Regions from separate parts of the Mus musculus genome. Here regions 2 and 3 are each linked to region 1. Evidence: chromatin loops called from intact Hi-C (ENCODE). Cell type or tissue: left cerebral cortex. All regions are shown on one strand.

What was found. A loop is a pair of places that touch in the nucleus more often than their neighbours do. Peaks named below come from ENCODE experiments on the same cell type or tissue, not always from the same donor. Only the 100,000 strongest peaks of a DNase experiment are listed, where the experiment ranks them.
Region 2: it touches region 1 in a loop (4-fold over the local background); 3 of 42 quality-filtered maps call a loop at or near these places.
Region 3: it touches region 1 in a loop (6-fold over the local background); 8 of 42 quality-filtered maps call a loop at or near these places.

What each region holds. Positions count from the first base shown.
Region 1 is chr19:15,033,409-15,038,408 of GRCm38, forward strand. No RefSeq gene overlaps it. Among named protein-coding and RNA genes, the nearest start is that of Gm46645, 300 kb to the right of the region's middle. In left cerebral cortex, a CTCF peak has its summit at 2,362 (motif pointing left); DNase peaks (open chromatin) are centred at 2,347, 2,945, 3,205 and 3,415; H3K27ac peaks cover 532 bases.
Region 2 is chr19:15,867,246-15,872,245 of GRCm38, forward strand. No RefSeq gene overlaps it. Among named protein-coding and RNA genes, the nearest start is that of Psat1, 55 kb to the right of the region's middle. In left cerebral cortex, a CTCF peak has its summit at 2,284 (motif pointing left); DNase peaks (open chromatin) are centred at 1,888 and 2,266.
Region 3 is chr19:14,594,716-14,599,715 of GRCm38, forward strand. Tle4 (transducin-like enhancer of split 4) reads right to left here and starts at 3,468. Exons shown (of 20, transcript NM_011600.3): 1 at 2,653-3,468; 2 at 2,042-2,139; 3 at 875-938. The coding sequence starts at 2,697. In left cerebral cortex, no CTCF peak of the experiment used is centred here; DNase peaks (open chromatin) are centred at 100, 880, 1,684, 2,214 and 2 more places; H3K4me3 peaks cover 4,255 bases; H3K27ac peaks cover 2,932 bases.

The DNA.
Region 1 (5,000 bases):
ATCCCTATTACCAAGATAGAGAGAGGGAAAAGGGCTTCATGGGGAAGGCCCGAGTTAGTGCTCACAAAGCAAAAGGAAATCTCATGTTATTGCTGCAGTTTCTTTTGCTAAACTGGGTAGGCTGGACCTGGGGTCCTCAGGCCTCTCCTTTTGCTTTAGGTGGAATAGACAGGTCACTGAGGTAGCCTGCTTTGTCACCGAGGGAGTCCTTCCTGTTCCTGGCCTTTGAGCCTCAGGGGCCCACTCTACATCTTAGGGTGGGGGATCCCCGCCTTCCCCCACTCCTAGAGGCATACACATTCAGCAGCCCGAGAGCCTGCCTCTTCCACTGCCCACAGCCTACACACAGGCAGGCATAAGTTACTCTCCTTTGTTGCAGGAGTATTTCAGCTCACGGCTTGCAAAGTGCAAAGCCTGGCACCTTAGGCCGCCTGATGATTCCTGGCCCAGAAGAAGGAAGGCAACGTGGGGAGCAGTTTCATCAAGGTACTAGGGCTGTCTGCACAGAACCAAGCCATCAGCTGTGTAACCTGGGATATTTGGTTTGCATCTCTGAAAGCATCATTTCTTTGTAATGTGGGGTTGAGGCGCAGTAGCGATTTCTGAGTCCATCCTAGAGCCTAGCAGGACAAGACATTAACAAGCTTAGAGGGTTTTACCTGCCTGGCCTTACCAAAGGTTTGAGCAGATTGTACCCGCTTCGCGTAGCTCTTGTACTTCCCCAAGGGAATTAGCTACAATTGGCAAGCTGGGAAGTATTTGATTTAGATTAATCTCACTCGCCAAGGTGGAGAGCCTCATCATTTCTGACAGGCTGACTTAGCCACACTGCCCTTCTTGCTCCAGGAACGTGGGAGAGGCTTCTGGTTTATAGCTTTTGATGGGTAAGAAAACGGGTCATTATCATTTTTTCATGACACCCATAAAAGGCATGCAGTAAAGTGGACAGAAGAGCCGTGACAGGGTGGTGAACTCTGGAGCTGGCTCTCAGCAGGGCCAACCGCAGAAAGTAAATCCACAAGAGCCTGTTGTGGGTGGCATTCATCCTTCTAGGAATCTCTTGAAGTCTGGAATGGCCAGTGTGTTAGATCCAGCTGGAAAAAGGAATCCGTTACAGATTTTCAAACAGTTTGTTTGTCGCAAAAGGGGAAACAGCAGCATTTGGCATACACACAAAAACTTCCTTTAATTAATTGCAAATGAGTAATTTGGGGCTTTATGAACCATTTCTATACTAAAATGCTGGGAAATGAATTTTGGTGAGAAATGAAATTATTAGCTATAAGACCCAATATATAGCACGTCTCAAATCAGGCCAATCATCTGCAGACATGTTGAAATGCAGATTCCAATTTAGAAGGGGGAAAGGCACTCCAGCTGGCCTTGGGAAAACACTATGAAAAGTTAGATCTCGAGAATATAAAAATGAAAACAAGTTGGGTACGCAAGGGCCCGAGCCACACAATCATTCAGCTGACAGAGCCTCATGGTCAATTCCTACTTATATATTTTTTTTGTTGCTACCTCAAATAAATTCTCTCTCCCCTTGGCTTGTAGGGTGATGCATGGAGAGCTACCAAGTTGCCAGGCACAGTCCCCACCCGGTCTTGGGTGCTTGTTGCCCATTCATCCTCTCTGAGATGACTGTTTCACTCAGTCATGAGGCTAATTTGACAATGACATCACCTACAGTTGAATCATTATTCTTCTTTTCAGAAAACTAGGTTTTCTTGGAAAAACAAAGCAAAACAAACAAACAAAAAACCTAGATCTTTTTCCAGGTTTGCAAATTTTTGTCTCCGCAGAAATCCTGTTTTTTTTTTTGTTGTTGTTGTTGTTTTTTTAATGTGTTTGTTTTTGTTGTTCTGTTCTGTGTGTGTGTATGTGTGTGGTGTGCTATCATAAGATTAATATGGTTATTTTTTAAAACCAAAAAATAATATGGTAATCCTTTAAAACTCTGACCTGTATGTAAATTGAGCATGGATTGCTCAGTTAAAGTCACTGGCATGTTCTATAAGGAAATGACAATGCTAAAGCCACCAATATATTGCTTATTTGCTTTAAAAGAGATAGGCTATGCAAACAGATAAGTCTACAAATTAAAAAATATATATTGCATATAATTGTTAAAAGGTACTATTTCTAGGCATAATTGCATATTTTAAATCCAGAGATGAGGTAGGTGTTTCTTGAAATCCAGAGCAACAACCGGGCCCTTTTTAGTGGTTTAAACACACATAATTAGCAGTTTAATTTCCTCTGTGGCTGAGTTAGCCGTAAGATTTCATTTAATAACAAGCACAATTTTATAGCCCCAAGTAAGTGCCAGAGCCAGCGTCAGCTCAGCACTGCCCTCTGCTGGTCCTCAGCTGTCTCATGCCACCCTGCTCAGGGCAAAAGCATCTAACTTGAAAATTGTAACTGGGCTGTCTGAAAATTAATTGTGAGAGAAATGGAGAAATATAATTCATTTCAAACTCCCCTAATGAGGCTTTTGTTTTTAGCAGAACAAGCCCCAAAAGTCAGAAAGTATAACCCTAGATATCTTTCCTCTGGTCTCTCATACAGTCATTATCATATTAGCCTTGAAGCAGGTGTGTCTTTCTCATTACTCAGCACAATTACAGATGATGTCCAATATTTCTATACATGAGATGTCCCCAAACAACTAGTTTTCAAAACAGCAGTTTGTTACCCCTTAAGTAACCCGAATAAGCATGGTTTCATCTTATGTTTGGCCTTACATCTTACATTTTGCATCCAACTTGGCCTTATTTCTTGGTCTCTTTACTCAATTATTTTTAACACAGTAATGAAATTTCCTCTATACCCAGACTGCAGTCACTCTTTGTTAGCGCCAACTAGGGCTGACTACAGAAATAAAGACATGTCCTGAAGACTCCGGCTAACAAGCTGACAAACGTCAAAGCTGCTGTGTTCTCCCAGCCTTCTCTTTTCATCAGAAGGGGGAGGACTGACCATTATCTCAACCCTTCATTCAACATTCCAAAAGGGAAATATGCTGTCATCATATTGAGGCAAATAGCTGTCTGCATTGGGAGTCAGAAGAATTCACTAGGGCTTATTAAAGCAAATCCTCCCATTGGAAATGCAAGTACAATGAAAGCCCAAGCAGCTGCCTTATGTATGCACTGAGTTCTCTTGGCAGTGTCCTCTCTGTGTCCTGTCTTCTACCTCCCATAGGCCTCGAGGCTGTGAATCGGGAGAGATTACCATCAAAGCTTTTAAAATAGAAATTTATCAAATTTTGACTTGGGTTAAAACTGGGATTCAAATGTCTGCTCTGTAGAGCTGACGCTCAAATACATTTCTTCTACTTCCTAACTCTTATGTGATCTTAGGTGATAATATGACTCATGTAGCACTTCATGAGGTTTAAATTAGATACCATATGAAAGTGCACGGAGCTGTGCAACTTAGTGCAGCTTCTGAACTGGAGGCAGAGCCAGACTCAGGAGAGGCGTGATACAGCAGGAGAAAAGGGGAAGGGAACTATTGCTAAGAGCTTTACTCTTCAGTCCCATCATTACCAATGGCCCTGGGAAAGACACTTTAATTTCTTTAAACTTCAGTTCTTTCACTCTGAAAGGCTATTGCTAGTTCCTGCTCACAGCATTATGGGAACTGTAGAGAAAAGGGATCAGCAGAGAGCTTTGCATATCAAATGTGCCAATAAACAGCACATGGGGAAATAGAGCTGATATGGTAACCCATTTGAAGTTCTGGTTTTATCATCTTGACTGCTTTATGTCCTTGCACAATACATAGCTAACCATGACTGTCCTCTTTTAGTTTACACAAAGGTTAAATATGTTTTCCCTAAAAGGTTGATCTTGGTACTGCTCTTGATAAAATGTTTGGTCTGAGGTTCTAGAAAAATATCTAGCATCTCTTCAGTGGAGCTTCAGTAGACTGTGCCCAGTGGCTAAGGAAGAAGCTTTACAACTGGTTTGTGGAATTCATGGGCTGCACAATGATGAGGTTGAATATTATAACTTCATAAAGGGCAGCAATGCAAATAAGCTAAGGTTCTAGTCTAAGTGCATCACTTCAATTTTTGTTTGTAGTACCAGTACTGCCTGAGGAACAATTAAGGACCTTCCTGGGTAGAAGTCTGTTGCATTGCGTCACTCTAACATACTCAAAAGGAAAAGAGGATGCAACGGCAGCTAGACACTCACTTCAGGAAAGCTTCAAAGGATCTCAAGTCAGGTGCTGGTCTGTGCTGTCTAGGTTTGAAATAATTAAGAAACAGACATGAGACAGATGCATTGGGACATGTCTATAGCCTGAGCTATACTCATGGCTGGGGAGGACTAAGTCCAGAAGTTTAAGGTCAGCCTGGATGACATAGTAAGATCACCGTGTCTTAAAGAAAAGCCAGAAGAAATGTATGGATCAAACAGGCAAGTCAAAGATGATATAATTAGTTTTGTGATCTTCAAAGATGAATTGGACAAGGTGGGACCCTAAGTGCTTTCTGGTTCTCTGGCTCAGAAAGAGACAGATGACCACAAGACACAGATGGATCACTCTGGAGCCTGTTATGCCAGGAGCGAGGACCAGAATGCTCTCTCTGCCTTCATGCAGATGCAAGGGGAGAGTGGGCAAGGTAAGACTTTGCTTTTACCTCCTAGAACCCTTTCCTTTCGGATAATTTCCCCTCCTTCTGATTGGGAACAACACAGTGAGGGATGGAGCTGGAGACAGGACTTCTTCCAAGGCAGAGACGTGAATGAGCCCTGTTCTTTTCCAGAGGCCCAGTGGAGTCTGAGGCCTTTATCCTGGGATTAATATTTCAATACATATAACAGAATGTACGCATTTGCAAAGGAAGTAAGTCACATTTAAATATGGGTATCAGAACAGTTAAAATTTAAATATAGTAATACATGTTTCTTGCATTGGCTTTATAAAATTAACTTTTGGTTGGCATACAAAGATGTGAGTTTCATGTGCCATTTTTATGCATATGT
Region 2 (5,000 bases), 830 kb after region 1:
CTTTAAGCAGAAAAAGTAGTATTTATACATTGATCATTCTAACACAACAGCGGGGACATATTCCCTCCTGTCCAGTACCCAAGATCCCTTCTCACGACCCTTTGTGACCAGCATTTAAGCTTGTAGGTATATAAGGAAATAATGCATAGCTCGGTAGATGATTTGCAAGTGTGAAAAGGTAGAAACACAGAGGTCTGTAGACTACAGGTAGAAGTGAAGAGCTTTGTAGACTACAGGTAGACAGACATCAAAGGCAATGAGGTTAGCATCCAAATTCTAGTAATGGAGATCCCTGGGTCACACTGATACGTCAAATTAGCCAGTTAACATACATCAGCTACACTGTGTCCCCCATCTTAGAAGTAGGAGCTGAGGAAGATACCCACATGTGTGTATATATTTGCAAAGTGAGCTCCTGAGGTGTCGACACCCTCTCTCATCCTTACTGAGGACTGCTTTCTTAGCACTCAGATTCTTTTATGGAACTAACTAGAGCAAGGCGCTTATGTTGGGAGTGGCCCCACCCACATCTTGTGCCAGGGATGGAACCCAGACTGCCATGCATGCTGGACAAGCACTCTACTTCTGGGCTGCACCCCAGCCCTGGACTGGGGGATTGCAAAAGATGGATTATTGCCCAAACTGCCTTACTAAATGAGATAAGAAATTATAAATAAAGATTGATGGGCAGACCAGAAACAGGGGTTGGGGGGGGGGGAACCTCTGGTTTTCAAAAGAGACAGATCCTAGAACAAATACCTCCAGGCTTGGGCAAAGCAGGAGCAAAGTGTTTGTCACATGACATTTTATCTTCAGTTGAGCAAGAGAATCACTCCAACTCCACGATGAAGTGTGAGGGCCCTCCAGTGTGTTCGGGGAGTCAGATCTCTTTCTTTTACATGTTTCTCTACTGTCCATTAAATGGGGGCAAGAGGACCAGCTTAAGGTTGCAAACAAATGAAAAAGTACAAGGAAGTAAGCCCAAGAAATAGTCTCTCCATGCTTGCCTCTGCAAATGTAAGTTAGCTAAAGACGAACTGCTCTACGATTAATATGGACTGCATTCGGAATGTTAGCAGGCAAGGGGTTTACTCCTGATCGGGGCCAGTGTTATCATACTTGAGACAAGCAGAGTGTCTAGAGCACAACATTTAAGGAAGCATGGGTTTGCAGGGTCTTACTCTCAGAGATGACAGCAGAACAGCCTGCAAGGGAATACTCCTCCTTAAATTTTGGGTCTCAGCCACGCTGCCTGCTTCACTCTAGTCTAGTCCTTGGCTCTTCCTGGCCCAGTCAAATTTCATTCCACCTCAAACTCAGACACAATTTGCCACATACATGATTTAGAATTCTTGGTCATTTCAAAGATACATTTCACTGGGTATTCATAACAGCCTCTGTGGCACATCAGACTACACTCCCCATTCTACAGAGAACAGGGAAGGTCAGGAGTCTTGTCCAAGGTAGCATTTTGGGGCCATGGCAGGCAAGCTCCACCCACGCCAGTCACCCAAAGACTGCTTCCAAAAGTATTTGGTGTTGTGTTCGATTGCCTCGTGAATTCATTTCTGGAGTGAAACCAACTCAAAGTTTCATATGGCCCATCCAAAGGTGCTGTATCTCTTCATTTGCCCCCTCCAGATCCACAGAGTATAGAGAGGAAGAGTTTAGCCAAGGTTGCTGGCTGCTTAGAATAAATGCCTATGAATTCTCCACCCCCTGAAGCCTTCCACAAAGGCCACAAGCTCCCAGCTGCAACCCTGTGTGGATGGGCAGCCAGGAAAGGCACTTGCCTAGGAGGCCTTAAAATCAGTCACAGCTGGGATCCATACTGCCCTAGCTTTCTGTAGCTCTGGCTTTTCCCTGACTGAAGAACAAAAAATACCATCAGTTGTGGGCCCACTAGCTGGAACTCAGCCATGGGGCCTGATTAGAGTGTTAATTCACCCAGCCCATGAAGCACTCTGTATATTATCCAGCCAATGTTTCAGGGTACCACTAAATTTCATCAAAGTGAAAAAGCCTTCCCCACATCCTCTACAGATTTCTTGTTCTTGGTTCTCAAAGTGATACGTTTAAGAACTGAAAATAAAATGAACTCATTTGCAAATTGTGCTTTTGTGTTCGTGTGTGTGTGTGTGTGTGTGTGTGTGTGTGTGTGTGTGTGTGCAAGTGCAGATCTATATCACCCTTGTCAGAATTCATTGTTATGTGAGTTCTTTCCTGAAGCCTGGATCTAAGGCTCGGCTCGGTTGCATAAAGCTTTGCCTCCCTCTGCTGTCGAGAAGAAGAATCAAGTGTGGCAAACATAAACTCCGAATTGGAGAGACCATTGGAAGGAAACTGTACCTAGGGGTGTTTGTATACGCTGCATAAAGTGGCTGTAACAAGGGCCTAGCATCACAGTATTATCCACATAGCACTTGATTTACAACTTCTCAGGAAAAGTCAACTTCAAACCCAATAAGAACAGATTGGGACGGATTGCATGCTCACCTGCAGAGCAGAACAAAATCAATCAAGTGATTCTTTGGTCACTGGACTAAAAGATTCAAGATTGATTTTTTTCCCCTTTTAGTAAAATATGAAACTCCCTGGAAACTTTAAGTATTACTGGAGTCCTGTATCGTATGAGGATTCATGTGGCAAGAGCGTAGCAATTTGTCTAAAAAACTTTCCTTCGACAACTCTAGAGATGGCTGAATTTGCATGAGCTCATCGGGCAATGATTTTTGAAAGCATTAACCTCAGAAAGAAGGGAGGGTAGAGGTTTCCTGCTAAGTACCAGGGATCTCAATCATAAAATTAAATATTCCCTCGCAGACTTCGTGGTATGGTAATCAGCTATGACCTCTTGCAATAGTCGGTGATCTGCGGGGAATTCTGAATGTCTAAGGAGCTTGATTTTGTCCTCAATGTGCCACACATAATGGGAAGCTGCTTTACAGGAAGTTTCTCCTCCTGTGGAAGATGCCTGGACACTGCAGATATCAGCAAAGCCCAGCCAGGCCTATCTCACTTATAGGCTGAGTCCCTTGCATACGCAGTGGCGCCTCTTTAATGAATGTTTCTACTCTTGAACATACAGTCATCCTAGGTAAGCATTTTGTGTCCTCAGCCAAGGTCAAAGAAACAAACAGGGGTCCAGAGGTGTTTTAAGAGCAAGACCCATGCCTGCCAATCACAGCTGGCTTAACACTCTACTCTCGGCCTGTGGGAAGGGTGGCCTGAGAGCAATGCTTCTATGGAGCTGAGAATTGCCTGCAAAGCTCCCCCACACAACTCTAATACCCTTCCCAGAATTCAGACCTATTCCAAGCTCTAAGTTGTGTTTCTTCTAAATTTTCATTTTATGTATTTGAAGAAGGGGGCAGAGGCATGAGTGTGTCCCAGTACACACATGTGGAGGTCAGGAGACAGAAACAGGCTCTCTCCTTCCAGCCTGTGAGTAAAATGGATAGAAGTCAGGTAATCAAGCTTGGCTGTAGACAACTTTACCTGCTGAGCCATCTTGCTACCCCCCCCCCAGCAGTCCTCTTTTCAACAAATGATTTTTTTTTTCAGTACGTAGGACCGCATGCATGTGAGGCAAGCTAATTTTTGCCACTCAGCTACAACATCAGCCCTCTAAGTAATGTTTCTCACCTAAGACAAAGAGCAACACATTAGCCAAGAGGCAGCAGGGTAGACACAGATAGCACATTGGATGTTGTTGACCATAAGGTCTCTATCCCAGTGACTCAAATGGAGACAAGTCATCTTACCGGTGACTAGGAAACACTATGGTGTAACACTGTATTTATAAGCAGAGGTGACTGGCCGTTATTTGTGATTCCCTATCTCAGACCACTCAGAATGCCACTTAAAAAAAGACACGAATGCTTGTTGTCACCTTGTTGAGGTCGGGTCTCAAGCAGGTGATCTATGTGAGACTCTTCCAAACACCATGAAACCCCACTTCCAGCATGAAGCAATGTTAGACTTGCCCCTCCTTCCTCCCTCCTTCATTAGGGAATACTTTCAAAGTCAGATTCACACTTGTGTCCTCCTTCATCTACACCACTGAATGATGGAGGGGAAGGAGGACACTGGTGGGTCAGGCATAGGCAGAAGTGAAGCTATCAAGTCATCTCACTGGCTTTGGTAGCAGAATTCCAAAATAGCTCAAAGATGCTCCTTTCCAGTGTCATATACCATCTCCCAGTCATCCAATCACATGGGACTGACTGGATAAGATGGGCTCTTTAAACCTGGGTCTAGAGGTCAGAGACAGGCCAGGGAGAATCTAAGCATAAGAGAGATGGTGTAGGAATATCACCAGGCTGGCAGAAAAGAAGATACACTACATAGACACTGTGCCCCTGAATTTGGCTACCAGACTATTGAAACAGTGGTCTTCATGAACTTGGAATATCTCATGAAATCTCATGTTGGGAGAAGTAAAAGGCTGAAGCTTAGTATCAGCCAGAGTCTTCACTCTGTCTGACAGTTTATCAGACCACCACCCAGGAGCTAAGACAGGGACAAGTAAGTGATGGGCAGGATCACGCCTTGACCAGGACTGCCCGATCTCGACACTAGCAACTCCAGTAACTGGAAGAATCCATGGTTGGTTTCAAAGTTGTGGGGCCATGAGATACAGAATGTGCGGGGACTCTAGGAGCTGAGTACTCTCAACTGAAAACATTAAAGTAAGGGGTCCTTTCATTGCATCCATAAGGAGTGGGTTCTGCCAACAGTGGGTAAATGATGAGCTGACCAACTGGGTGGACACAGAGCTCCAGATGAGAGCCACAGCCTTAGGCCAACACCACACATGCACAGCAGGAAACATACCCATAGTGCACCCATTTTTTTAAGCTACAAAAATGTTGGGATAACAAATTAACATCTGGTCAACTGCTAAGTATGTGATGACATGGTACATAGAAGTAGAAAATGATGCAGACAGGCCTCTGGCTTTGATGTCTAGGTCACTACTGGGGAGGATGGAATCCAAC
Region 3 (5,000 bases), 440 kb before region 1:
GAAAAAGTCATGAAAATTTGGTTCCACGTGACTCCTAATTCCTAAGCACAGCAGAAGCATCTCATACAAATGCTGAGGTTTTGAAAGAACTGTTGGAAAAAGGTGATGTTTCCTCAGAGTTCGGTTTCTTGCTTAGAGTGGACTACTCACTCTTACATGCAAAGCAGAGGAACTGGGTAGGAAATTAATGCACCAGCCTGCAAGCTCTTTCAACCCCAAACATACTTCTGAATCATAAAAATGCTTCATTATACTTCTGTAAACATAGATTTGATTTGTCTGAATGGGCGTGTAACTACAGTACAGAAAATCTGGCAGCTCAAATCAGCGCTCCTAAGAACCAAAATAACACTATAGAAATTGAAGGCATGCACAGAAAAATATAAACAGATTAACATGAGGAGTGGGAAATTTTCTGAGAAGGGGTCTGGTGTCATTTCCTATCCGAATCATTAATTAAAAGGCATACAGTGCATGCAATGTTAAGAGTGTATAGGAAAGCTGTCTGGTTACAACTGGAGCAAAAGCAATAAAACAACAAAGAAAACCACTAACAAAAACATTTTGCTTCTGACTAAACAAAAAAAATAAATGAGTTCTTTTTTCCACTTTTGTAAAAATCTGTAAAAACAAAGCACAGAAAATTATACCCCACGCAACTGAACTTTTTGAAAATTTAAATCAAAGCTGGTTGTCGAAGCCAAGCTGTAACCACCTAGAATTACAGGTTGCTAATGGACACATACCCACAGCCTCAACAACACTGGCAGGGCCACTGTGATGGATCCTGCAGCCTCCAGCGATTTAAAACGTATTCTTGCTTTCAGTCTCCCAAGCTAATGAGCACTTTGAATCTGTGACACAGTTTTCTTACCATGACATAATGCCGCTGCATCTCTGTCTTCTCGCTGGCGAGCTTCTCACATTCCAGCTTCAGACTATTCAAGACATAAAATCAACTAAGTACAGTGTAGAACTTAACGCGTATCCTTCCAACTCCAAATCCACGTCGTTTCCTCTAAATCATCACCTCCTATTGTCAAATCAATGGTATCAAACAGCACTTTACTAGTGAAAGGGAGGAGAGAGGAAGGAGTGACAAGAACCAGCCAGGACTTGCCTCTTTGATAAGGTTAAACTGTGGGGGTTGGGAAAGAGGGGTTTATGTCTTAAAGAAATAAACCCTCTACCCAATTGAATTCTGAGACTTCACCCAGAATTGACTATTCTTCACTAAATTCACTTACTAAAACAAGGAAATAAACATCGCTAATAATTATATATATATATATATATAAGCAAAGTTAGGTCCATGAAAATGCCACAGGGAAGGTTCTATCATTAATATTCTATGAGGTTAATGAAAATCAGAATCAACACGGTCTCCTGACAAATTGTTTTTCCCCCTCCAAAAAATACAGACAAGTTGAATAGCATGTGGGGGTGGGAGGTGTTGATCTGGTCCAGCAGCTTGTTTGGGCTCTTGCAATAAGAATTCTGCATCATTAAGGACCCGGTGAAACAAACATGTTTCAAAAGCACTCCAAGTCTAAGAGCGTTGAACACAAAAGCATTGGGGGGGGGGGGTGTCCTGTTTTTATTATTATTATTTGTTTTTTTTTTAATAAAAGTAATGAAATGGCTCACTGCTTAACTCCCTGGCTCTTAAATTATGCCATGATGGTAGAAGGAAGAAATGCAGCCCAGAGTAATAAAGAAGCAAGAAGTCAAAGGGCCCCAGAATCTTCCCAACCTTCCAGCCTCCTGACCCAATAAATCAATATCGAAAGTTTGGCCTCAGCGTTTTCCAAGTCTCCCCAGTTTCGATTGTTCTGCTTCCTTTTCTGTTTACCGGAGAAGAAAATGCTTAATTTCTTTACACCTGCCTAAAGGAAAAAGAGGCCCTGACTTGCCTTTTCTGCCCACAGGGGGGAAATGGTAATACCTTTGTGGGGGGGTGGGGGAGGAGGGGGGTAGTGTTGGAAGGGGGTAAGACAAGAGCTAAGCAAACAGAAGGATCAGCTAAAGTCAATATCGTTACCTGTGGTATTGAGCCTGTAAAAACTGAAACTCTTCCTTAATCCGATCACAGGATTCTGAAATTGTAAATTTGAAGGGTTGAGCAGGCTGATGCGGTGCCTAAAGAACAACAATAAAATATTTAATTAGCCCACATCGCAGGTGGGGGGTGGACAGCCCGCGGTCCGAGACGTGGGGGGGTTGGTCGCGCCGCTCCCGCCTCTCGCTCGCCTGCTGGGGTCCCGGTGCCTCCGGGCGGCCTCCCTCGGCTCAGCTTCTCAGCCTGGCTTCCGCCTCCCCCCGTCACCCCCCAAACCCCCGAGCCCCCGGCCCGGCTCTCCCATCCCTCCCTACCCGGAATCGAAAGTGGCCCGTCGGAGGCAGCCGCGCCATGGCGTCGAGCGGCCGTCAGCTAGCAGAGCGAGTCCGGCCTGTGGCCGCCGGCGCCCTCCACCCCGCAGACTCGCGCCGCCCGGCTCGCCCCCCTCGGGAGAGCCGCGCGGGCGGAGAGCGGCGGCGCGCTGCTTCCCGGGGCTTCAGAGACAACAATAAGAAAATGGCTACAAGTCGGTCGCCTCCCGCACCCTCGGAGCGGCCGGCCGCGGACAGGGCTGCGGGCGCGGCGCCACTCACCGGGTGGCGCGTCTGCGGGTACATCTTGCTCAGGTCGCGAATCATCCACGCCGCTTTAGTTGGCTGCGCCAGGCAGAGGCGCGCGGCTCATCCGCTTCGAGGGCCCCGCGGCGGCGTCCCGGGCCTGCGGGTCTCGCGTGACGCGGGCGGCAGGCAGGCGCGGCGGCTGGGCGCGGGCGGCCGGCTCCGCATTCCCCGCGGGCGTCACTGAGGGCGGCGGGCACCGTCCGTCCTGCGCCCGCCGAGCCCCGCGCCCGCCGAGCGCCGCCCGCCTGCTCGCGCCCCACTCCAAACTTTTTTTATTTGTCTTTTAATTGGCTGCTATTCCTCGGAATGAATGGTCGCTTCTTCCCTGAGAGCGAGCGCAAACTCCTTTGGTTCGGAAGAGGTCTCGCGGCGCTTGGGGGTTCTCTGGAGATTTTTTTTCACTTCACAGCAACGATCTTTTAAAAGGCACCTTTTAGCTTCTTTTACCACATTTCATTTCCTTTTCTTCCTTCCTGTTTTTTTAGCCCCAAATTGAAGGGGATTATAAAAATAAAAGAGCGAAACGCTTGCGGCTTTTTAAAATTCTCTTTCAAACTCTGCGAACACCACCTCAAAATAATACACGAGTGTGTAAGAGGGGGAAGAAGGCAGCCAACAGCCGAACGCCCGCTCGGAACAGCTCTAACAACGCGCTCTGTGTAGGTGACTTCTTTGACCAAATTTAGCAGCAGCTAATCATTAACATTCTGATACATATTCACGACCATCCGCGGAGGGCCCAAGGAGCATCCCGGGAGATGTAGTCCTCGCGCGGCTACTGTGGCCAAGGATGCCTCCAGATTGACTACAGTCTCCGGCTAGCCCCGCGCGCTCTCCGCGGCGCTCTCCAGGAGCCCCGCCCTCCCGCGGCGCGAGGGCGCCGCATCAACCAATCGGAGATGGCTGAACATTAATCGCGGTTCTGTGTTACTGCCCATCATTTCACCGCTGACAAATGGCAAGCCAGGAGGGCGGGGCCGGGCAGGCTAGGCCCACGTGGGGACAGGGCGTGGCGTGGAGCTCCGACCAATAACTGCAAAGAATTGGTGCTGGCGGAGGCGGGGCGCAGCGGCCCGCCCGGGGCGGAGCCTCGCCCTGGCCGCTGTTCCCTAGTGCGAGCGTTCGAACCGCGGAAACATTTGTTCAGCTGTCAATCAAAGTAACGTGGGGTGGCGAGCCGCGGCGGCTGCTGTCGCTGCTGCACTGGCTGCATCTTTAGAAGCAGGTTTCGGCGGCGATGGCGGTGAGACTGCAGGCCGGTCCGAAGACGCCCTCCGAGGCTCATCTCCCGTTCGACGCGGAGCCCAGGCCTGGCGACCGCGCGGGGGTGCGCACTAATTAGGGCCCGATGTCTCCGTAAAGAGACAAGCTCGGCCTTGTGCAACGCGCCGAAACCCCTGTTGAGACAAGAGAGGGAGGATCGCGCTGATCCCACTCCGTGCGGTTCACATCCATTTTACGCGCTGCTGGAGCCGGCATAATTTTCCGCGTGAGCGCGGACGCCGTCGGCCCGGTTTAGAGCCGCAGCCGGGAGGCGTGCACTGGGCCGGTCCCAGAGCTTCCCGGCCGGCAGACTCTTGACATTCCCTTTCTTTAGAGGCACCAGTCAACTTACTCCGGGGTTGAAAGAGGGTCCGAGTGTGGACCGTCGGGCCTTGGGCTTGTGATGGCCTACGGAAGAGGGTCAGAACCCGGGAGTGGCAGCCCGCCCGAGGCAGTTTTGAGACTTGGCGGGTGTTGGGAGCCTTAAGGCTGAGCTAAGGAACCTCTGACCCCTGGGCAATCAAAAGAATTCGGAAAAAGTCAAGCAGGATTGTAGCCAAGGCTGCTGTGTTTGGGACATTCATTTCTGAGTCCCACCTTAACTCGAAGTGCAGGCTAATACGGTGCTGTTGGTTCAACAAATGTGGGAAAAACGTTTTTCCTAATGATAGCGCTTTCCACGACAGAGGAACCGGTAGCTTAATGCCCAATTCAAGGCGTTCTGTGGGCCTCACTAGTACTGGCCACTGAGGACACCGAGGCAAAGAAAGACTGCAGTAGTCTTGCTAAAAATCCAGAACTGAGGCTCATACAATGCCTCCGTTCTGTAAATTTAATTTCCAAAATAAGAGGATGGAGGACTTGCCTCTGTCTCATACCCAATTATTAAAATGCGGCCAATCCAGAATAAAGGGGATTCACATAAAGAGGATTTTGAACACGTGAGGGTTTTTTTTTTTAAGCTCAACAATAATTGCATATTAGGACTGCATTTTTAAAGCTATCAGTTAAGCAAAATGGCTTTATTTTGCCTGTTTGAAAAAAACTTGCTTCTTAGA